Linked DNA regions of Mus musculus: all the other regions are linked to region 3. A link is a loop called in an ENCODE intact Hi-C map of the cell type or tissue named here. Cell type or tissue: heart. All regions are shown on one strand. Links, peaks and the distances in the headings refer to the core of each region. The heading gives the core; the rest is flanking DNA.

The links. A loop is a pair of places that touch in the nucleus more often than their neighbours do. Peaks named below come from ENCODE experiments on the same cell type or tissue, not always from the same donor. Only the 100,000 strongest peaks of a DNase experiment are listed, where the experiment ranks them.
Region 1: it touches region 3 in a loop (5-fold over the local background); 6 of 42 quality-filtered maps call a loop at or near these places.
Region 2: a loop joins it to region 3, with 4 times the contacts of the local background. A loop is called at or near these places in 6 of 42 quality-filtered maps.
Region 4: it touches region 3 in a loop (3-fold over the local background); 19 of 42 quality-filtered maps call a loop at or near these places.

What each region holds. Positions count from the first base shown.
Region 1 is chr9:113,526,052-113,531,779 of GRCm38, forward strand. The region is part of intron 1 of AU023762 (expressed sequence AU023762); the gene reads right to left. It also overlaps the pseudogene Gm7183. Among named protein-coding and RNA genes, the nearest start is that of AU023762, 58 kb to the right of the region's middle. In heart, for the core only: a CTCF peak has its summit at 2,733; no DNase peak of the experiment used is centred there.
Region 2 is chr9:111,937,225-111,942,952 of GRCm38, forward strand. No RefSeq gene overlaps it. Among named protein-coding and RNA genes, the nearest start is that of 4930545L08Rik, 21 kb to the left of the region's middle. In heart, for the core only: a CTCF peak has its summit at 2,558; no DNase peak of the experiment used is centred there.
Region 3 is chr9:113,642,526-113,648,253 of GRCm38, forward strand. It overlaps Gm36745 (a long non-coding RNA gene), which reads right to left and starts at 1,083. Exons shown (of 5, transcript XR_379913.3): 1 at 908-1,083. In heart, for the core only: a CTCF peak has its summit at 3,188 (motif pointing left); no DNase peak of the experiment used is centred there.
Region 4 is chr9:113,439,583-113,445,310 of GRCm38, forward strand. It overlaps Gm39438 (a long non-coding RNA gene), which reads left to right and starts at 4,180. Exons shown (of 3, transcript XR_871308.2): 1 at 4,180-4,639. In heart, for the core only: a CTCF peak has its summit at 2,682 (motif pointing left); no DNase peak of the experiment used is centred there; H3K4me3 peaks cover 459 bases; H3K27me3 peaks cover 1,544 bases.

The sequences.
Region 1 (5,728 bases), core at 516-5,515, 120 kb before region 3:
ATCATGCTTTCATGCAGGACAGACAGACAGAACCACTTCTGAGAGACTATTGTCTCCTGTCCCCATGACAGAACTGTCATGGATGTGCTGGTAGCCTCCCTGACCCTCTTTCCTTATTATGATGTCTGTTCTCTGCGGCTCTAGGTGCTGCTGCCAATGGATCTTCACCGACCCTTCTCAGAAAATGGTCCAGGACACAGGGCCTGCCATGTCCACAGATTACAATCCTCATTCCCCCACCAGGAGCCACCTGTACCAGTGGCTCAATAACAGAAGGTCATATGACTTTGTACTTGCCCTTCTCCCTTGACTTTATGTGACAACTCAGTTCCTGGCGAGGCTGGGTGGAGGCTGCAGCTAAGAGGCCATCCATGTGTAGGTCCTTCTGTGCTATATCTTGCTTTCCTCCCCTTCTCATGCAAGAACCACACTTGGCATCCCTATTCCAGACTGAATAGACTAATATCCCTTCCTCAAAAAAAAAAAAAAATCTCACTTGGGATTTAACCCTAAGACTTAGCCTCCAGCTTCCTAGTTGTGGTAAATACTGGATTTTCTCAGCAAGGTGTGAGATGGAGTGAGACCCTACATGTGTGACTCCTGTCCCCTCCAAGTGTGTCCCAGGACAACCACACTTGGCCTTTGCTCCAGGTACTTTCTTCGGAACTCATCTAGCCCTGCTAACTGCAGCTTCTGCTCCTAGGTATCCTGACACTTACATTCCCCAGCTATCGCCAGCTGCCAGCTTGAGAACATGACTTGGAAATCTCCCTAAATTCCTCCAGTAGAATCATGGCTAATCCACTCCTCCTGGAACCCAAGTTCTCCCATGAATGCTCTACCCATGTGTTCCAACTCTACACACTCACATCCTTGCAAACCCTAGCTACACTGACTCCTTTAGCTCTTCCCTGAATCCTCTCAACTTCTACACTTTGTCCTTTGCCTCACCATCAACTGTTTGAAATGTTCCACTTCCCACAAGGTTCCCCATAACCACACAGGAGTGGAGAACCTTTCTTACTCACACTACACGGACAAACGAATCCTTGTCATCTCAAGGGGCCATTTGATTCAGTCTGTGGTAACCCAGCTTTCTGCATGAGGCTTTCTCATCCTCTTAAACTGCCCTATGGTCCCTGGGTGGAAAAAATCACTATTTGTCCATATAAGTCACATTTTGTGTGTGTGTGTGTGTGTGTGTGTGTGTGTGTGTGTGTGTGTGTGTGATGTTCATGTAGGTGGATGCACCAATGTACATACACATGTGTATATGCGTGCATGCATGTGTGTTGGGCCTAGAGGTCCAAGTCCAGTGCCTCCACTGATTGCTTCCCATCTTATCTTTTGAGACAAGGACTTTGATTCAACCTGGAGCTCATTGATTCATCTAGGCTGGCCAACTAGCTTCAGCGATCCTCCTGCCTCTGCCCCTGTTCCCAACACTGTAGTTTGTACAAGCATGCAACACCATGCTCAACTTTTTACCTGGATTCTGGAATCTGAACTCAGACCCTGTGACTATATGGCAGGCACATCATTGAGCCATCCTCTCAGCCCCAACATTGTATATTCTTATCTAGCAGACAACAAAACAAAGAAAGATTCTCATGTTTGTTGAGCACTTACCACATGACCAATACATTGTAGCTTAACATTTTATGTATATCGTGTGACTTAGAATAATGCCCACATGTTTCTCATGTACAGCTTAGTGTATTTTATCTATCTACATCCATGACTCCAATCAAGGCAAGAAACTCCTCAACTCCTCAACAACTCCTTCTGTGTCTTCCACAGGGGACAACGATGGAGTTCTCTCCACAAAGGTTGGTTTGACCTACTCTTGAGTTCATGCAATTGAAGTAGAACTAGAAACTCCATAAAAAAGAATAAAAATGTGCACTCTGTCTGGCTTCTTTCATTCAGCGGACTACCTGTGGGACTCATGTATGCATCTATAGTTAGCTGGCTGATGAAGGATATCTCCCTCACTACTCCACCAGATCGTATCTATTCCTCCTCCTCTGAAGAATATTTCTGTGTCTGGTTTTTTGAGGCTATGAATGAAGCTGTGAATATTCTGTGTTTTGGTGAACACAAACCACCATTCCCTTGAGTATATGCTCAGAATGGAAATCGCCAGCCAGGGCACACAAACATTTGCCATCATTAGTTGATTCTACTACATGATTTCTCGACAGGTTTCACTCCTATGTAGACTGTTTGCCCAGAAGCACAAAAGAGCTGTTTCCATTCAAACACTTCGCATTGTAATCTGTCAAATTTTTCTATTTTTACCCATTCTACTGGAGGGCAATGTGATATCTTAGTATGGTTTTAATGAACAGTGATGTCAAATGAACTTGAACATGTGTTTATTGGCCATTTCTAAGTCTTTGTGAAGATATAGCAGACATTTGGCATATGAGGAAATTTCAGTCAGGCTTGATGTTAGCCCTGAAGGGCAAGTGTTGATATCTCTATCATACAGAAGCTCCAAAAACCTAAGTTAAGTTGCCCAAGGTCATATAGACAAGAAATAACAGAACTGGGACCTTCACATAGCCGCACAACTTCCTACCTGAAAATAAGTTCTCCCAGAATAATGTGTGCATTATGAATACATACTATGCCATTGTCACCAGGGTTTTAATGGAGCCTCTGTGGGCCATGGGCAGTCCTCAGGTCTTCTTGAGACTCCAACACAGAGTATGGGTGTAGTACCATCCCCTGCCTCTAGAGGTCATGGCAAAGATGTGCTGGGACAAAGCACACAGCTGACATAGTAAAAGCTCAAAAGGTGCCAGTTAGAACTCTCTTAGCACTTCCCTAGGAAAATTATCAAAATTCTACTATAAATAGCAAGTGGGACTTCCCCGCAGGCTTTCTTGTGGGTTTACTTTTCATAATACTGAAACTCAGAGATGCCTCTAGACCAGTATTTCTCAGCCCATGGGTTGCAACCCCTTTGTGCATCACATATAAGATATCCTTCATATAAGATAATTACATTATTATCCTTCTGGTATGAACCTGTGCCCTGAGCAGACCTTGGGCGCTGGCTCTGTACAGAGTCCCACAACACCCAGAAGAAGCTCGACTCCCAGGTGCTCTAACATGCCCAGGACCACAGGTGAGGAGGCTACAACATATGCCCCAACACTGGGAATAACTGGGACCCCTGGGATCCAGGGACACAGGAACCCCCAACTGGCCAGTGGCACGGGTTCCTTCCAGTTTGAACCTGCACCTGGAGCAGACTTGGGTGCTGGCTCTGCACCCACTCCTACAACACGCAGAGGAAGCCTGACTCCCAAGTGCTCTGAAACACCCAGGATCATGGGAAAGGCCACAACATCTGCCCAAATATTCAAAGTACCTGGGTCCCCCAGGATCCAGGGATGCAGGAACCCCCACCCAGACAGTGGCATGGATTCTTTCTGGTCTGAATCTGCACCCAGAGCAGACCTGGGGTGCTGGCTCTGCACCCACTCTTACAACACCCTGAGGGAGCCTGACTCCCAGGTACTCTGAAATGCCCAGTATCACAGAATCACAGGATCACAGAGGAAGCTCTACTCCCAGGAGATCAGACACACCCAGGAGCACTGGAGCTCTGACACACTCAGGATCAAAGTTGAGGCCACAAGTCTTTCCCAGCATCCAGTGTAACTGGAACCCCCACAGGAACCAAGGAAGCGTAAATCCCCACCCAGCCAGAGACACAGGTTCCTTCCAGCTTGCACCTGTGCCCTGAGCAAACCCATGGCTCTGGCTCCCCACCCATCCCTGCAACACCCAGCAAAACCTTGACTCCCAGGAGCTCTGACACAACAGAACATCAGGAGCTTGGTCACACCAGGATTTCAGGATCCCAGAGGCAGCTTGACTCCCAGGAGCTCTGACATACCCACGATCTCAAAATGACAGGATCCCAGAATCACAGGATCACAGAGACGGCTAGACTCCAAGGAGTTTTGACATAACCAGGATCACAGGAGGAACAGGCTCCAGTCAGATTCAGGAAGGGCAGGTAGCACTAGAGATAACCAGATGGCAAGAGACAAGAGCAAGAACATATGCAATAGAAACCAATGCTACGGCTCTCTGCTCCTCCCTGTTCCAGAGACAGCCGCATCTTCTTGTGCAGTGCCAGCCTCGTCCCGTAGACAAAATGGTGAAAGTGGGTGTGAACGGATTTGGCTGTATTGGGTGCCTGGTCACCAGGGCTGCCATCTGTTCTCCACATGGCAAAGTGGAAATTGTTGCCATCAATGACCCCTTCATTGACCTGAACTACATGGTTTACATGTTCCAGTATGACTCCACCCACGGCAAATTCAACAGCACAGTCAAGGCCAAGAATGGGAAACTTGTCATCAACAGAAAGCCCATCACCACCTTCCAGGAGTGAGACCCCACTAACATCAAATGGGGTGATGCCAGTGCTGAGTATATTGTGGAATCTATTGGCGTCTTCACCACCATGGAGAAGGCTGGGGTCCACTTGAAGGGTGGAGCCAAAAGGGTCATCATTTCCACCCCTTCTGCTGATGCCCCCATGTTTGTGATGGGTGTGAACCACTAGAAATATGACAACTCACTCAAGATTGTCAGCAATGCATCCTGCACCACCAACTGCTTAGCCCCCCTGGCCAAGGTCATCCATAACAACTTTGGCATCGTTAAAGGGCTCATGACCACGGTTCATGCCATCACTGCCACTCAGAAGACTGTGGATGGCCCCTCTGGAAAGCTGTGGTGTGGTGGCTGTGGGGCTGCCCAGAACACCATCCCTGCATCCACTGGTGCTGCCAAGGCTATAGGCAAGGTCATCCCAGAGCTGAACAGGAAGCATACTGGCATGGCCTTCCATGTTCCTACCCTCAATGTGTCCATCCTGGATCTGACGTGCAGCCTGGAGAAACCTGCCAAGTATGACGACATCAAGAAGGTGGTGAAGCAGGCATCTGAGGGCCCACTGAATGGCATCCTGGGCTACACTGAGGACCAGGTTGTCTCCTGCAACTTCAACAGCAACTCCCACTCTTCCACCTTTGATGCCAGGGCTGGCATCGCTCTCAATAACAACTTTGTCAAGCTCATTTCCTGGTATGACAATGAATACGGCTACAGCAACAGGGTGGTGGACCTCATGGTCTACATGGCCTCCAAGGAGTAAGAAACCCTGAACCACCCACCCCAGCAAGGACACTGAGAGCAAAAGAGAGGCCCTCAGTTGCTGAGGAGTTCCTATACCAACTTGGCCCCCAACACTGAGCATCTCCCTCACAATTTCCACCCCAGACCCCCATAATAACAGGAGGGGCCTAGGGGACCCCTCCTTACTCTCTTGAATACCATCAATAAAGTTCACTGCACCCAAAAGGAAAAAAAGAAAGAAAAAAAGAAACCAATGCTACTTGACAACATCAGAACCCATTTCTCTCACCACACCAAGCCCTGGATACCCTAACACACCAGAAAAGCAAGATTTGGATTTAAAAGCACATCTTATCATGATGATAGAGGACTTTAAGAAGGACATAAATAACTCCCTTAAAGAAATACAGGAGAACACAGGTAAACAGGTAGAAGCCCTTAAAGAGGAAACACAAAAATCTCTTAAACAATTTTAGGAAATCACAACCAAACAGGTGAAGGAATTGAACAAAACCATCTAGCATCTAAAAATGGAAATAGAAACAATAAAGAAATCACAAAA
Region 2 (5,728 bases), core at 173-5,172, 1.7 Mb before region 3:
CCATCTTAACTCTGTACAGGCATGTGCATCGCCGTGGAGTGGGTGTCTACCTAGTCTGTCTCATCCCCCTTCAGTGCTGAAGGCATAAAGATAAGATCCCAGGAGGAGCACAACCTCAAAGAACAGGCTATCCCCAAATGAGAGTAATTAGCCACAGCGGCAAGACTGTACTACCCTGGATAAGAAAGAAGAAAATAATTCCTCTCCCTCTCCCTCCCCCTCACCCCTCCCCCTCCCCCTAGCCCTAATCCTCCCCCTCCCCCTTCCCCTCTTCCTCCCCCTCCTCTGTATGTGTGGTTGTGTGTGTGTGTGTGTGTGTGCCTGTGAAGGTCAGAGAGGGTGTTATTTGATCTACTCGAGCTTAAATCACACAGGAGCTAAACCTGGGTCTTCTACAAGAGCAGTACTTGCTTTTAGCCACTGAGCCACCTATAGCCCTGGTAAGTCACTGGGTTTGGTTAGGAAGTGACTGGGTGTCTACTGGAATTGGATATTTTGTTGCCGGTACTCAGATCATCTCTATGTTCCTCTTGATGATATCCCCCAAGAAAGTGTGCATTAATGGGTGTGCCACAGGTGTCAGTGGCACGTGAACACAGACCTGAAAGAGAGGTTTCCAGAAGGGTCCCCTGGACTGACACATGGGTGTGCTTCCCCATGTGTGCCTGTGTAGAAATGCAATGTGTCAGAAGACCATGAGCACACTGATATTAAAGATGTCAAAATAACACGCAGGGACAAACCATAGAGGAATTTAGACCTAGTGGAGAAATACCTAATGACCTGCTGTTCTAGGCAGAATTAAATGTGACTAATGTGAGGTTTAGACAGATTGGCATCAACAGTGTGGATTCTACAGTGCCTATAAATAATGATCAAAGGGCTGGAGAGATGACTCAGTGGTTAAGAACATGTGCTGCTCTCAGAGAGGACCTGTGTTCGATTCCCAGCACCCACAGAGAGTCTTACAACCATCTGTGACTCCCATTCCAGAGGATTCATTACTTTCTACTGGCCTCTGAGGGCAATGTACTTACATGATGCATTTAGACCAGTGGTTCTCAGCCTTCCTAGTGCTGTGACCCTTTAATACAGCTCCCCATGTTGTGATGACCCCCCCACCATAAAATTATTTTGTTGTTACTTCATGAATCATTATATAAATATGTCATATAAAGGATATCTGATAGGTGACCCACCAAAGGGGTCATGACCCACAGACTGTGAACTGGTAATGTCGGCAAAGCACCCAGACACATTAAGAAAAACCCTAAGTTTAAAAGATTATGAGCAAAATATTTGTATTACTAAATATGTACTTGTCTGTGATGATACAAGGATTCCTCAGGCTGCTTCTCAGAGCCTTGTAGGCATTCTTACTGGGTGTTCTCAGCTGACCACAACCGTCCAGGGAGCTGACTCAGACTCTCCACTTCTCCTGCAAGGTCCTCTCACTGATGAGTCTTAGTGAGCACCACGGAGAAAAAGACAAGGAAAGGGCTTTAACATATGAGTCTGGCAGAGCTACAGGACACGGAGGACTGTATGCACAAGGTGACCACACAGGGAGTATGCTGAGCAAAGCCATCAACTCCCCCAGATAGGAACAGAAGTATCTTCAGAAGAGGATCTGTAAGAGCTTCCTAGGATGAAGAAAGTATGTTTTCCCTTGAGTCTATGGTCACAGACAAGATGCATCCTATATAAACCTAAACAATTTACCAGTATCACTTTAAACAAGCGTTAGAAACCCATCCAAATCTGAGGCAGGAGCATACTCAGCACGCACCTACCCATGGCTGAGGTACTAGGCTGTCATTTCATCTAATGAGACAACCCATACCATACAGGACCTTACCCAGAGAGACTCCATAATTCTGCCCCATGAGGAGCATGGGGCTGTCTTGTAACAGCAACTAAAGCCACCATTTCAGTGTCTGGATCCTGCCAATACAAGATAACACTGATAAACACCACAGCCTCCCACCAATAACACTAGAGAGTAATTTAAGTTTAAAGGCTTCAGCTAACTTCTTGTTGTGAGCCAGGCAGAGGACAGAGGAGCAGAAGAATAAAGAGGGCTCTGTACTCTGTTTCTAGGATATATGCTGGGGTCGCATGGGAGCCCAGTCTCTTTTTTAATGGGCATTGTGTTTGTGAGTCAGTATGAATGGGCATGAGTCTCCACCTAGATCAGGTTTCAGTGTCTTCCTCACTGGGCTGTAGTGCTGGGAGTGAAGGCTGGACCATACAGGTTGTTGTCAGGGAGACACAAGATGCCCAGGTTGGACCACTGTGATAGTTGGCAGGGCTCTCCACAGCAGGCCGCTATGCTATCTGCTCAGTCATTTCTCCACACCTCATACAACACGATGCATTCGTCTAAAAGAACAAAAGAATGACAGTGGGCCAGTCCATCAGCTGTATGGGTGAAAATAACAAGAACAGTTGTGAGTAGGGGATGACAGCAGTCAAAAGCCAAAGGAGAAGTCAGGACCTGATGCTGACTCTGGGTGGATGCACGATGTCCCAGATTTACAGGCTTCTAACAATAGGGGGCGATAGGAGCCCATGTTGCCTCTTTGTTCTGCTTGCTAAAACTTAGACCCTTTTCTGGCTCCCAGAAGCAGTTCCCAAGTGAAGTATGCATGTGCTGTTACTTGTACCTTGCATAGCTCTTCCGTGGGTTAAACAGGGTCAGTATTATCTGGCTGATGTAATTGCAAGAGACTCCATGGAGATGTTCCCACAACATCCTGAGAGTGGTAACACCCAGCCTTCCCATAGCAGCCCTGAGCAAGGCTGTAGCGAGAGGCATTAGTGCTGCTGAGCTCTGAATTGTTTCCAGACCCCTTTCTTGCTTCCACCTCTCCCAGAAGATGATCTGTGTATTGCCTGGTTTGCATTAGGATTGGGAGGACAGAAATGCACCTGGGAGTTGATAATGTAGCTTATCTTTTCGTTTGTCCAGTCAGTTTCTTCTCCCTACTCATTTTCCAGGGGATGTGATCAATGCCTGAAGCCCCAGATATTGCCAATGATTGTAATCCTGCATCTATCTGTTGTGAGAGAGAAGCCACTCTGGATCACCAAGAATTGTGGTTGTTGGACACAGGTTCAGGGTGGGACACGGTTACCTTAAGTCGTCTGGAAGCCTTTCAAGTGGTCCTTGAGTATTGAATTCTGGGCATTCTCAGGAAACAGTCTGGAGGATGTAAGAATCGCATGTTATAGGAAGTTCTATACGTGGTGGCTCAGTGGCTATGCTCTTGGGAAAAGACATCCCATATGAAGCCTCTCGCTCCTTCCCTCTTCACAGTATCCTGTAAACCACTAATATGTCAAAGAACGAAAGCTTCTAGGGTAGAATCAACTCCAGCCCTGGCTTCATAAAACAGGGATGCTTTGACTTTCCCTGCTCCTGTTTTAAACATTTAACTAAGGTTTTTAGTGAAGGACTCTCAATTCCTCAGGTTGCTTCATGGCCAAGGGGGGGGGGGAACTCTGTAACTCTTAAGGGTGGTTATTTTCCCTTCTTCGTCTTTTTCTTTCAAACCAAACACTGACATTGTTTGTCACTGTGCTAAATATACTAGTATTTATCTCAGTATTTTTTTTCGATCACCACAGGCAGTGTTAGGGGGCTGGTTTCTGATTAACAGATGCCACAAGGGGCGTCATTGCTGTGAGCCTGTCACATTACATTTTAACACAAAACTTCTACAAGCAGTGGTCCAGAGCTGCCCATAACCATTTCCTGTGGAAGATACATTACAAGAAGCATGGCTCTAACTGATAGGAAAGAAAGAGTTTCTGGAGTGGAAGACTTTCTCTGAGAATGCTCTCTATTTATAAGACACAGCAGTCAATGCCATGGCCAGGGGCATAAGTGACATCCTTTTAGATGTTTCGGTTGTTTATTTTCCTCCTGCTGTTTTCTTTTAAGATTAAAAAAATAATAACAATAAAAAGAGCCTTTTCAGAAACCGCCCTTAATTGACAGAGCTTCACCTCCCTTCCTGTCTCTGTTAATGAAACATCCTGCCTTCAACTTGGAAACAGTCAAGTGTGTGATGATTTGTAGCAGACAAGGTAAATGGTGCTCGTTCTGTTCTCCCCCAGCATCTTGAGTGGGGCCTTTGAAAAGGCCCGTCACTGTTTTCATCATCGGCAGGATTCTCTTTATTGGAAAATAGAGAGCTGGGAGAATTTGTGTTAGGGGACGATTCTTCTTTCTGCAGAGGATGATGGCATGGCTGAAATTATGGAAGCATAAAAGCTGCAGGTTCTCTGTAATGGGTCCCGCTCAATATTATTAATAACCACACATAGGCACTTTTATGTTGGCAACTGGCTTCAATCATTTTTATCACGTAATAGCTGCAGAGGTTGAGTGAGCTTCTCAGCCTCTTTGCGAGATTGGGTCCCAGTTACAGATAGTTTTAGAGCTCGGAGGAAAATCCCAAGACTCATTCAGGTAATACTCGTGAATTATTAATTCATGAAATAGTTTATGCATACCTGAACACACCCCAGGGTATGTCAGTGGGATGAGCCAGTGGGCACAAGGTTGTCTCACTTAACCCACACAACAGTCCTCAGAGAAAGATGCTGTGGCTTTGACTAGGTTCCATCCCAGACTGCTGCTCCAACCATGCCCATGGTAGCAACCTCTTTCTTCTGTATTCTTCTTTCTTCTGTTATTCTTCTCTATTCTCAGCCAACAAACCCTCTAGGTGACAAGACCCCTTAAAAACAGCAGACTCCTCTCTTACTTCCCCAGGGAAGTTTAGAGAGCTCAGGGTGTCACTCTGGGGACATCACTGACACACCAGTGTCAGTTCCTTCATCTGTATAATGGGTGTGCTTCATCTAGAGGTACCCCTACTCTTCACTTCCTACACACACACACACACACACACACACACACACACACACAGAGAGAGAGAGAGAGAGAGAGAGAGAGAGAGAGAGAGAGAGAGAGGGAATGATTCTAGGGCTGAATTTTCTTCAGAGGCACTGCTGTAATACTATCTGTCTGTCCAGTGTTAACACATCTTCTAAAGAGCCTCTTACCCAAAGTACAAAGTACCTCAGTTTCCCCTCAAGCACAAAAATCACGTAGCCTCTTCATAGATGAGGATAATGGGGGTTTGAAAAGATGAAGCGGTTGTCACGATGATAAACTAAAACCTGGAATTAGTCTAGGTGTGGTCTCAGAGCACAGGCTGTGGTGAAGCCCAGAAGTGGGTAATGCTGTTCCACACAGCTCCTTACCTCATGATCCCTGACACAGAGGCTCAGAGTCAGCACTGAGGACAGAGGCATGAAACAGCTCTGGGGCAGGCAAACCAGCTAAGGAAGAGGATTCTCTGTAGGGATCATAGGATCCTCAAGTGAGGGAAGTCCCCACTGAGTGTGTATTGTTGACATGGGCACAGCCATAACAAGTGCAGAGGTTTTAGAGCCATGGGACATTGGCAAGCTGTTCCCTAGTGGGCCAGGCTCCAAGGTGGCAAGACTTCTTTCTTGATGATTGATCAGTGTGCACAAAAGGAGCAACAGCAGCTTCTTCCTTCCCAGATGTTTACAGCTTGAGATTGCTTGCCTACAGCGACCTTCTATCAAGCTTCTGGCCCCAGCTGCACATGATCCTGAACATGCCGAAGTTCCAGAGTGTGGCTGTAGTGGGCACCATGCCATCCGAGTGCACACACCCCACCTCACC
Region 3 (5,728 bases), core at 307-5,306:
CATGGCCACACGCAGCAGCCCATAATTCCAATTCCAGGAGATCTAGCTCCTCCCCTGGGCACCAGGAACATAGATGGTGCACTACTTAGATCCAGGCAAAATATCCATACACATAAAATAAATATTTTTAAATTGTATAAATGTAACAGGGCTGCAAAGATGACCCACTGGCTAAAGCACTTTTCATACGAGCATGAGTACTGGAGTTTGGGTCCCCCTAAATCCACAGAAATGTAGGAGAGGTGTGATAGTCAGCCTGAAATTCCACCCTCAGAAGGCAGAGACGGGACCCTCAGAGCAAGCTGGCTACTGAGACTAGCCATATCGGTGAGCTCTGGGTTTGATTAAGAGGCCTGCCTCAATGAGTAAGAAGGAAGTGAGATACAGGATGAATCCCGACATTAACCCTGTGTCTCCACATGAGCACACATATGCATGCACACACACACACAAAGCCAGAAAATAAAAAATATATTACTTGATCAATTACTTTAGTAAAACGTCCATAAATGAATGAGGCAATTTATTAGGCAATGATCAGAAACTGGTATAGTTGCCAACACACCAGGACCTCCAAGAAAACAGTTGGCATCCTGAGGGGCTGGAGTCATGTCAGTTCCTGAAGGCGACCTGTGGTGCTGGTCACAGAGCTGAGAGAAGGCGTGTCTTACCTCCCGACCCTGCCAGTGCCCGACCCCACACTACCTCCCCACAGCTCCAGCAACAGCTATCCCATCCTTCCTCCTGCCAGCACCAGTCCCTCATTATCCCTCCTCCACCAACACCCTACTGTTATCCCACGGACCACACCAAACCAGCTGACCACCTACCACCTCCATCGCCTGTTTTGCTCTGACTTTAAAATGTGCCCTAAAGGGGGCTCACATGTTGAGTGTTTGGTCCTTACCTGGCTGTGCTGTTTGGGGAGGTTCGGGGAATTCGAGCTGCCTCCTCCACAGGTTCCTACCCTCGAGAAGTACTGCTTCACCAGCGGCCCTGTACCAGAGTCATACGTGCACGAGCCCTCTGAGACTGTGAGTGAAGTGATCCCACCCCATCCCCACCCCCCGCCACACGACCAACACCTCATCTGTCTGTACACTTCACCCCAGCAACGGTACCACCAGTTCCTCACCACCTTGCCTTCATCCTCACCACAACCCTACCGTTATAGTCCCGCCACTACCCACCCCTGCTCTCCCGCCTGTAACCGCCCCCTCTCCCGCCTGCTCTCTTTCCACCTGCCTAGTGTTCAGGAAACGGCATCCAGAGATGTGAGATCACAGGTCCACACTGTCCAATCGCCGTTAAATTTATTGCCGGAGCACCATTAGCAAGTTAGCTGGAACAACAGGAGCGATGACCACAGCAGAGCGTTGAAGCAGCTGCAGCCCTCCAGGGCCTAAGTGCTCGTAACTGCTGTATTCAGAAAGCTGCTGTTATTTTACAGGTTAGAAACTGAAACGCTGAGACCCTAAGTAATTGGCTTAAAGCCTGCAGTCAGTAATTGTCCGACTGGGATTTACCATGGACGGGGCAGCTCGAGGGCCTGTGCCCTTAAACAATTCATCATGCTGTCAGCTCACAAACTCAGTCTTGGGCACCTTAGGGAAGGGTGTCTGTTAGGTTCACTGGGTTTAGGACACCAGTGCCATCTGGTGAAGCAGGGTATAGTAAAAGCTCACACCCTTGGCTACAAAAATCCACCTTGAGCACCTGCTCAAAGGACAAGCTGCCTCCCACAGCCAGGCCCCATGCTGACCATGCATGCTGTATACACAGACTGTTTGATGCTCTCCCACCGTCATCCTGTGAGGCTGGTAATATTGCTAGGAACAAAATAATTCCTGTTCTGTATGTGAGAAAAGAGAGTAAGTTAGCACCCGGCTGGCATGTCTCGGAGGACTCACAAGTTCCCCAGAATGTCCCAAGCATTCTGAGAGGTCCTCTCCCTCTCCTGGGCTCCAGAATCTGGGATGGAGTCTGGAGAGGACAGCTTTCAATAGCTTTGTGAACAAATGAAAGAAAGAAAGAAAGAAAGAAAGAAAGAAAGAAAGAAAGAAAGAAAGAAAGAAAGAAAGGAAGGAAGAAGGCAGGGAGGGAGGGAGGGAGGGAGGGAGGGAGGGAGGGAGGAAGGAAGGAAGGAAGGAAGGAAGGAAGAAAGGAAGGAAGGAAGGAAGGAAGGAAGGAAGGAAGGAAGGAAGGAAAGATGGCTCATATTTGATATAAGGGTGAGAGCAGGCACCCAAAAGACCTTGGGGCCAAGGCACCAGGCGACTGAGGAATGTTCACTTCGGAGCCCTCTGAACCGATGCTTCATACACACACACACCCAACTGCTTTCCTCCAGCCTGACCTACTTTGGGCCAAGCAGGGTTTGCAGAGCATTGAACAAATGATGCTGACTTGTAGAAGTGGCTGCTGCCCTTTGCAATTAGATGCTTTGAGACCTCTCCTCTGTCCCTGCAATAAAGACAGTGACCTAAGTGCTGATGTGGCCAAAGGACAAGGGACGACGTGAAATTGTTCCCATTAAAATTAGCCCTAGGGGCAAACAGTAAAACCAAGCAGAAAACCTGGCCGGGTCCTCAGGTTTTTAGTGCAAGATCACAGCCTACGTCCATTTAGAGTGTTCTCCTACCCTTCCTTCAAACCCTTCCAGCCCATCGCCTAACACACACACACACACACACACACACACACACACACACACACACACACCTCACAGACGCTGTATTAACAGAAAACCTCCAGCTATGTGTCTATTCATGCAGAATAGCAAATAAATAGCAACTAAGTATCTTCTTCTCCACACTCTGCAAGGTCTGGGGTGGGTGTGCAGGTGCAGGGCGCTAGCGCATCGTTGGTGGCTGGGGACGGGGAGTGTGGGGGAGGGGGTACAGACGGGGGGGGGGGGGGGGGGGAGGACAGGACTGTGAACACTAACCTTCATGTTCTCACCTAACCCTGGGGAACCCACCCTTTCATCTATCCTTCCTGGATTCACAAGACAAGAATTCTTCAGCTCCTGGTGGGGAGCCACCACAGAGCCTCATCACAGGGCTCTGATCACACTGTTAACTCAAAAGAAAACTTGAACCAATTTTAGAACAAGGCTAAGAGGCCAGAAGAAAAATCCCTGCTGCGAGGTCTTGAAACATAAATTGTGAGATGTCGCCATCTTGTGGTCACCTATGGGGTTGCCATTCTTATTCCATACCCAATAGACTATTGAATTCTGTCAGCTGCGGCCACCATCTCCCCCTTTCCCTAGACCCAAACATCAGTATCAGTTTTGCTGAAGCGGCAGGCTGAAGGTTTGCACAGCAGAAATACATCTGTCCCAGTGGCAAGGGTCGGGGACTGGGGATGCTTTCGGTACAAGCCTGACCTGAGTTCAATCACTGGGTCCCACATAAAGGTGGAAGGATAGAAACAACTCCACATGGTGCCCTCTGACCTCCAGTCGTGAGCCTCAGCACACGTGCTCAGACACACTAGGAGTAGTAGTAAGTACTTCTGCCATTGAATATGGCCTGATGCAGGAAGTGACTATGAACTAAGCCTATTAACTGAGAAACACTTTGAATGTGGTTTGCTTCCATCTCCGAAGCACATCTTCTGGGGTGATGAGAAACCATCTTAGTGATCACTGTCTGGATCTTCACACAGTCAACCACAGTGGTGCAGGTACCACCCTGGATGGCCACAAACCCTGTCCTTTCAGCTGTGGGCATTTCACCTTACAGAAAACATGACACCTCTAAGAATGTTCCAATACTACTATGCCAGCCCTCCTCCCAGATCTTATCTTTGACTCTTAGACATAGAGGCCAGCTCCTGCTCGCACCCATGACTGCTCCACATGGGGAGAGGTTTCCACAGTGTAATGGTTATCATATTTGCCTCATACATTTTAATACAGCATTCACTTCACGCTTTCTCCTTCAACCTCACTCTCACTCAAAATGCAAATACCAGGCGGCAGCAGCAATATCCCTAGAACCTAGAATATAAGTCTGTCACCTTGCAATTTAATTTAGTTAGTTTTTATATACTCTCTCTCTCTCTCTCTCCCTCCCCCCCCATTTTTGTTGTTGGTGTTTTGAGACAGGGTTTCTCTGTGTAGTTCTTGCTGTCCTGAAACTCACTGTGCAGACCAGCTGACCTCAAACTCACAGAGATTGTCTTGCTTTCCCTCGCAAGTGCTGGGATTAAAGATGTATACCACTATGACTGGCAAGATAAAAGAGAGAGAGAGAGAGAGAGAGAGAGAGAGAGAGAGAGAGAGGGAGAGGGAGAGGGAGAGGGAGAGGGAGAGGGAGAGGGAGAGGGAGAGGGAGAGGGAGAGGGAGAGGGAGAGGGAGAGGGAGAGGGAGAGGGAGAGGGAGAGGGAGAGGGAGAGGGAGAGGGAGAGGGAGAGGGAGAGGGAGAGGGAGAGGGAGAAGTTTGAGGCCAGCCTGGTCTAGAGGCCAGCCTTGTCTCCAAAGAAACAGTCCAGGATGATCTCAAACCTGCTATTTAGCCAAAGGATGACCTTGGATGACCTTGCACTTCTCATCCCCCTTCCTCCACCTCCCAAGTTTGGGATTATAGGCACCAGCTTTGTGTGCTGCTGGGTACCTAGCCCAGAGCTTCTGGATACTAGGCCAGCATTCTACCAACTGATCCACATCCACAGGCTCAAACATATAATTCTGAATGGCTAAGTAGGGGAAAACATGGATGGGTGGGTGGGTGGATGGACCAACTGACAAACAGACGGATGGGTAGACAGACGGAACAAAAGCACCTATAAATAAACTCCAAAGAAAGAGAAATTTTAGAAACTTTAACATTCGATCATATTGAAAGCCCAGTTCCACCATATCCCAGACGCTATCTTCTCTGGGTCACGATTCTTCTATTCCAACAAAGTGAGGCAAAGTGAGAGGAGACCTCCAGCGTGGCTGTTGAGCTAAATACTTAACCGACCTGGAATAGCATGCTCAAAGCTTGCTGAAATCCCAGAGTTCAGGCTACCTGCTAGTGCAGCAGCAGCGGCAGAAGCACCGTAGAAGCTGGAAGCTTCCCAGACCCAGCTCAGCTCCTCAGCAGCCACACAACCAGCTCCTCAGCAGCCACACAACAACAACACACACACACACACACACACACACACACATACACACACATACACATACACACACATACACACATACACACACATACACACATACCTACACACATACACACACACATACACACACACCTACACACCTACACACAAACACACACATACACACACACATACACACACATACACATACACACACACACATACACACAAACACACACATACACACACACACATACACACACACACATACACACACACACCTACACACATACACACAAACACACACATACACACACATACACATACACACATACCTACACACATACACACACACATATACACACATACACACACATATACACACATACACACACATACACACACACACACACACACACACACACACACACACACACACACACATACACACGAATGAAGGAGCTGGAAAAAATGAGTCCCTGGCTAAGAGCACATATTGCTCTTGCAGAGGACCCAAGTTCGATTCCCAGCACCCACATCAAGCAACTCACTACTGCTTGGAATTCCAACTTCAGGGAGCCAATGCCACCCTGGCCTCCTTGGGAACACACACACACACACACATGTACA
Region 4 (5,728 bases), core at 204-5,203, 200 kb before region 3:
TTCTGACTTTTCTAGAACCTCAACTGAAGTATCCCATATGTGTGGAATGGTGTCTTGAATTCTCTAGCACCAACTGAGCTCTCAACTGAACGAGAAGACCCATGGGTGTGGGTAGGCCTAGCCAACGCCATGCAGAACAGAGGACTCTCCTGGCTAAGCCAGACAGGTCCAGAAAAAAAATCACTTATGGAGGCTGGCCCCCAAAGTTGTGCTCTAGTCTGCACACACATGAGCTGTCTCATACACACACACACACACACACACACACACACACACACAGAGTGAGAGAGAGAGAGACAGAGACAGAGACAGGTAGTTTCCTCAAGCTCCACACTTTTAGCAGCTTTCTACCCTAATAACTCCAAGTCATTGCTGCTACTTAAAGCTTCATATTGCTACTCCAACAAATTCCTTAGTTTCCACATTAATTGTACTATAAGCTGTCTGGGAGCCAGGACACCACCAGACCAGACCACTCCTGGCTTTTGTGCTGGGTGGTGGGCAGACAGCCCCAGATATCCTCAGAACATCCACAGTCTCCGTCTTCTAGGCGAACCCTCTCCAGTGCTACCTAGCTCCATCCTTTACAGGAACACTTCCATCACTATCCAAAGACAGCCGGCCAGACAGGGTGTTTCCTGCATACGAAATGATCCAGTGATTTAGCGCAGAGTGTTTTATGGTATTAATAAAATTGAGTGTTATGGGAAATGCCTTTTAAGCAGACCAGGTCTGAGGCCAAGGTTCTAGAAAGCTTTTAGTTAAAATGCAAATCCACTGAAGATTGTGAGCTGTGCCAGGGTTGGGGCCATATGCAGCTGAAGTCAGGAGTCTCAGCCTCATTCCCCTAGTTTACGTGTCTCCGTGGTGCATTTCGCCCACAGAGCTAGGCAAAGTCCAAAGGCATGGGCATAGAGGTTAGAGGCAGTTGGTGTGAGAAATTAAATAGAGCCAGTGCTTGCCAGGCATTGAACCCCATGCAAGAAAAACCCAAAGCATGTGAGGAAACTCGTGTGTGTGTATGTATGTGTTTATGTGTGTATTTGTGTATGTGTGTGTATTGTGGTGCATGTGTGTATATATGTATGTGTTCTGCATGTGTGTGTGCGTGCATCTATGTGCAGGTCAGAGGTTGACGACAGTTGTCTTCCTCAACTGTTCCCCATTTTGTTTTTGCACCGGGTCTCTTGCTGAATGTGGAGCTCATTGATTTGGTTAGTCTAGCTACCCAGCTCACCTGAGAGATCCATGTCCCTGCCTGGAATTCCAAGCAGACCACCATACTGGCTTTTTATGTGGACACTACAGGCCAGAATTCTGGTCCTCCTGTTTGTGAGACCAGTGCTCTATCTGCTTTATCTTCCCAGTCCCTGAAACTTTTTTTATAGTGAGTTTGAAACTCGAGACATCTGTGACTGCCTGGGTGACTTGAGTCACTCTCTCCTGTGCAGAGATGATGGTGCTTGCCTTGGACAGCAGCCAGAGAGCACAGCTGGGAGGAGGGAGGTGGATGCTGGGATATGTGTGGACAAGCTGCACACAGGTGAGATTGTTTGCTGCTCTTTTGAGGCAGGGTCTCCTGTATGTAAGGCTGTCTTTGAACTCACTATGTCACTAAGGATGGCTTTGAACTTCCGATCTTCCCACCTCCATCTCTCAAGTGCTGGCATTACAGGTATGCACCCCCACAGTGCTTGGGAAGGACCCCCAGGGGCATAATGCAAGCCACCTCCAGCACTCTCAGGGTTTTCTTTCCACACTAAGCTGTACTGTAACAATAGTGACCACAGCAGCAGCAAAAATCCACAGGCGCTCCCCTCACTGAGCACCTTAGAGTGTGCCCTTAATTAGAAGATGCTGTCTGGCTTAACAAAGTTCCTAAGAGTTAGAGATGAGGCTACAGAAGTTCAAGTCAGGAAATAGAAATCATAGCGACAGCTTTGACAGGCAAAATTCATCCTAATTTATCATTGTTATCATGATATAAAATCGTTAACAAGGTGCCTGAGGGAGCAGCTGGGGGAGGCAGCTCTCAGCCTGAAATGACCAACCTTCCTTATTTGTGGAGATGTGCTGAATTTCAGAACACCTGAATGTCGGTATTAGAAACTCAAAAAGTCCCAGGAAAACCAAGACTAGCCTAGTCACCCAGTGCATCCCTAAAATTATGGAAATACTAAAAAAAAAAAAAAAAAAAAAAAACAAAAAAAAAAAAAAAAAACGCTTGAATTAATAAATCTCAGAAGTGTAAAGATGAGGGGCTGAAGAGATGGCTCTGTGGTTAGAAGCACACGCGACTCTTCCAGGGGACCTGGGAACAGTTCCTAGCATGCATGTCAGAAAGCTCCCAAATGCTCATAACCTCAGCCCTAGGGGATCTGACTCCCTCTCTGACCTCCGCAGGCATCCTCGTGTGGCCTCTATTCTCACAGACAAACGCGCGTATACATAAATAAAACTTTCGTTTTAAGTCTGAAGAAGAACTCCTCAGAACAGGATCTAGATAATGAAGGCGGCAGCTGACTGGGTGGTGATACCTCCAAGTAAACTCGTCCCAGCGAGGTGGGCCGTGAGAGTGCTGCTGCAAAAATCCTAACCCGTGCGTGGACCCATCAGGCACTGAAGAGGGAGCTGCGGGTCGGAGCATCTGAAACGCCTTCTTATTGCGCCCCCTACTGGCAGGCGTCACAAGGAACCAGCTGACAGAATACATCAACCCCAGCATCTCTGGGCAGAAGAATGCAAGAACCGGAGCTTGGGGCTGGGGCACAATGCAGTTTAATAACTGGAATATGGGGAAAGAAATGTATGGAGGAAGATGTTATTTGTGATATAGGATTTATTCTGAGGACTTATTCAGAAATTATTTCTAAGGCTGGAGAAAGATAGCTTAGTCAGGATCTGAGTTAGGTCCAGAGAACCCACCTGAAAACACCTGAAAAGCCATACTTGAGACTGTCCTCTGATTCCCACATGCATGTGTACACACGTGCACGCAAACATATGCATGCACACCCATACATGCACAAAGGACAGTCTTCCTAGGCTCCTGAGTCTGGTCTATCTAGACATTCAAGAAGAAGGTAATTCCTGCAGAATGCTGTTCACTGACCTTGATCGTTCCCCTCGCTGGCTGGGATCCTCCCACCACAGACCCACCTAAGGCTCTGATGGCCACATTGGCTGCCTATGGCCCTTCGGTCATGTCTCCTGGCCTTCTCCTGGGAACCATGGCCCCTGCTTTGCAAACTTCTAGACAGCTGAACTGAAAGGAGCATTAGGCGGCTTTAAACATTGATATGGCTCATTATTCTTTCATGAGGTACTGCAAATCTAACCTCACAAGGCCAGAGGCACGCACACGGGGGCCCAGGGGGGGTCATCACAGCACTCTGCCCTAACCTCGGAGATTTTATCCTGTAAAAGGATACAGAAAGGGCTCTGCAAACATCTCACACCACTACAAGTACTCAGACCATAGTCATGGTGATGAGTGAGGGGCTCACCGTGTCCCCCTCACCCAACACCCCACTATCCTCATCTTTGCCACTGAGTCAGCCATAGGAGAAGAGATTAAGATCCATAGCTAGGATTCCAGTCTCTGTCTCATACCCTGTGACAGAGAGTCTCTCTCCAGGGCTTTTGTGCTATATTTTCCCAAGTAGGATATGGTTTGGCCATATTTTCTCCTCCTCTTGGCCCTATCTTTCCAATCTTCCCTCTTCCTGTCTTTTCTTCTTACCTCTATTCATCCCTGACAGTCCATCTTCTGGGCTCAGCCTCTCCCAGTCTGTTAAGTTTCCTCTCTTTTCATTTTTGCTACAGCTCTGCCTATTCACATGTACGGTGTGTGCACACGTGTGTATCCCGATGACCTCCTGTCTTCTCTGGCTTCCGGATCCCCCTTGGTCACCACCTCCAGCTCTAATCTCACAGGGTTGACAAAAAATAACAAGCTTATCCCTAGGGAGAGGTAAGATTCTGGTTTTGTCTCCTTTTTGGTATTGCTTATTCTAAAAAGAGGCAGCCAAGCAAGACAAGGGTGGGTTCAACTCGGGACACAGATAATGAGTCCCAACTGCATGCTAAACGATGAGCCATAGATGCCCGGTTCAGTCTGGAGCATTTGTTTAGGATGCCAAACCATGTGCTCATCTCTAGGGCCTCGGAGAAAACTGGATAGGGTCAATCCTAAACCCAGGAGTGCCACACAGCCTGTGTCTGGCGAGAAGGAAGAGCTCTGAGAGATGCAGGATGAAGGCCATCCGACCCCGCTGTCGTGGAGGCAGTGCTGTGACTGGTGTGTGGGTGTGGACCAAAGCACCCCGTCTGAAGGTGCACTGAGGGTAACCATGTGGTGATGGACAGCAGATTGCTGTGAACCGGAGCACACAGGCTGGAAGGAGCTGCTGAAGCATCTGCACGGATACAGGCAGTGAAGGGATGGAGCTGTAGGGTTGAGAGCCTGTGAATCGCATGGAGATGGGAGGGCAGGCTGTGGGAGATGCTACCACAGCTCACCCCTTCCTGCCCACTGCTCGCAGAAAGTTTCCAATGCGTGTCTGCTGCTCCTGCCTGAAGGAGCCCTCTGACCACTGACACAGGCTTGGCCTTCTATACAGAAAGACCATGGTGGCAGGTAATTAGCACCCCAGGGAACACACTCAGCCAATGACTAATCAGAGAGTTTTGTTTTGTTTTGTCTCCTGGTTTGTAACCCTCCGGGTACCATTGCATAAGCCCATCTACATCTCTGCCCTTCAGGAATGAGCTCCTACTACCCATGGGGTAGGCTCCTCGACCCAAATGCCCTGTGCTGGCTGGATGCTCTTCTCAGCTCATGTACTAACTCTATCTGGTACTTCTCTCTTACCACAGGTAAACATGCATCTAATCCTATGTCTGCTACTGTAGCCACAAGAAAGCACATAAAACCTTAAATGGTAGCATGTAGTCAGGTTCATGATTTAGGACACGCCCACTACAGGAGTTGGTCATATTTGAGGCAGAGTACGGGACAAATATTGAAGCCAATTCAGGACCACCAAGGTAGATCAGTGAGGAAAGAAAGCTACCTGCCACCAAGGCTGATGACTTGAGTTTGATCCCCAGGACCCACATGGTAGAAGGACAAAATCAACTCGAATAAACAGTCCTCTGACCTCCACAAATACACCATGGCACTCATGTACACACACACACACACACACACACACACACACACACACACACCAAATGAACAAATATTTTGAAATAGCAATAAAGTAAGCCACTGCAGCATTCTAGGCTGGAGCTGACATCACCTCTGTGGAATGAGGACAGCAAGAGAGTGGGCATCTGATTCAGAAACTCATTGTAGGACAAGTGCTGGGTCTCAAGCCCTTTCCTTAAGGAGTCAACTGACTCTCAGAATGCAGTGTGTCAAAACCCAAGAAAACAAAAGATGAAGAATGACACCAAGGAACTCGAGCTACAGGAGCTGGGCAGGAGCCTGGAGGAGGTGTTGATGGTGCCCGTGGGGTGGCAGAGTTCAGGGTGAATGGGGTACAAGGCAGAATTAGCAGGAGCAGAGAAGGGGACTTGGGCAGGAGCACAGGTCGCTGCTGAGGCACCAGGAACAGTCAAGAATAGTCGGGGTGGGGGCTGGAGAGATGGGTCAGTGTTTAAGGACACTGGCTTTTCCTCTAAAGGAACCAAGTTCAACTCCTAGCACCTACATGGCTGTTCA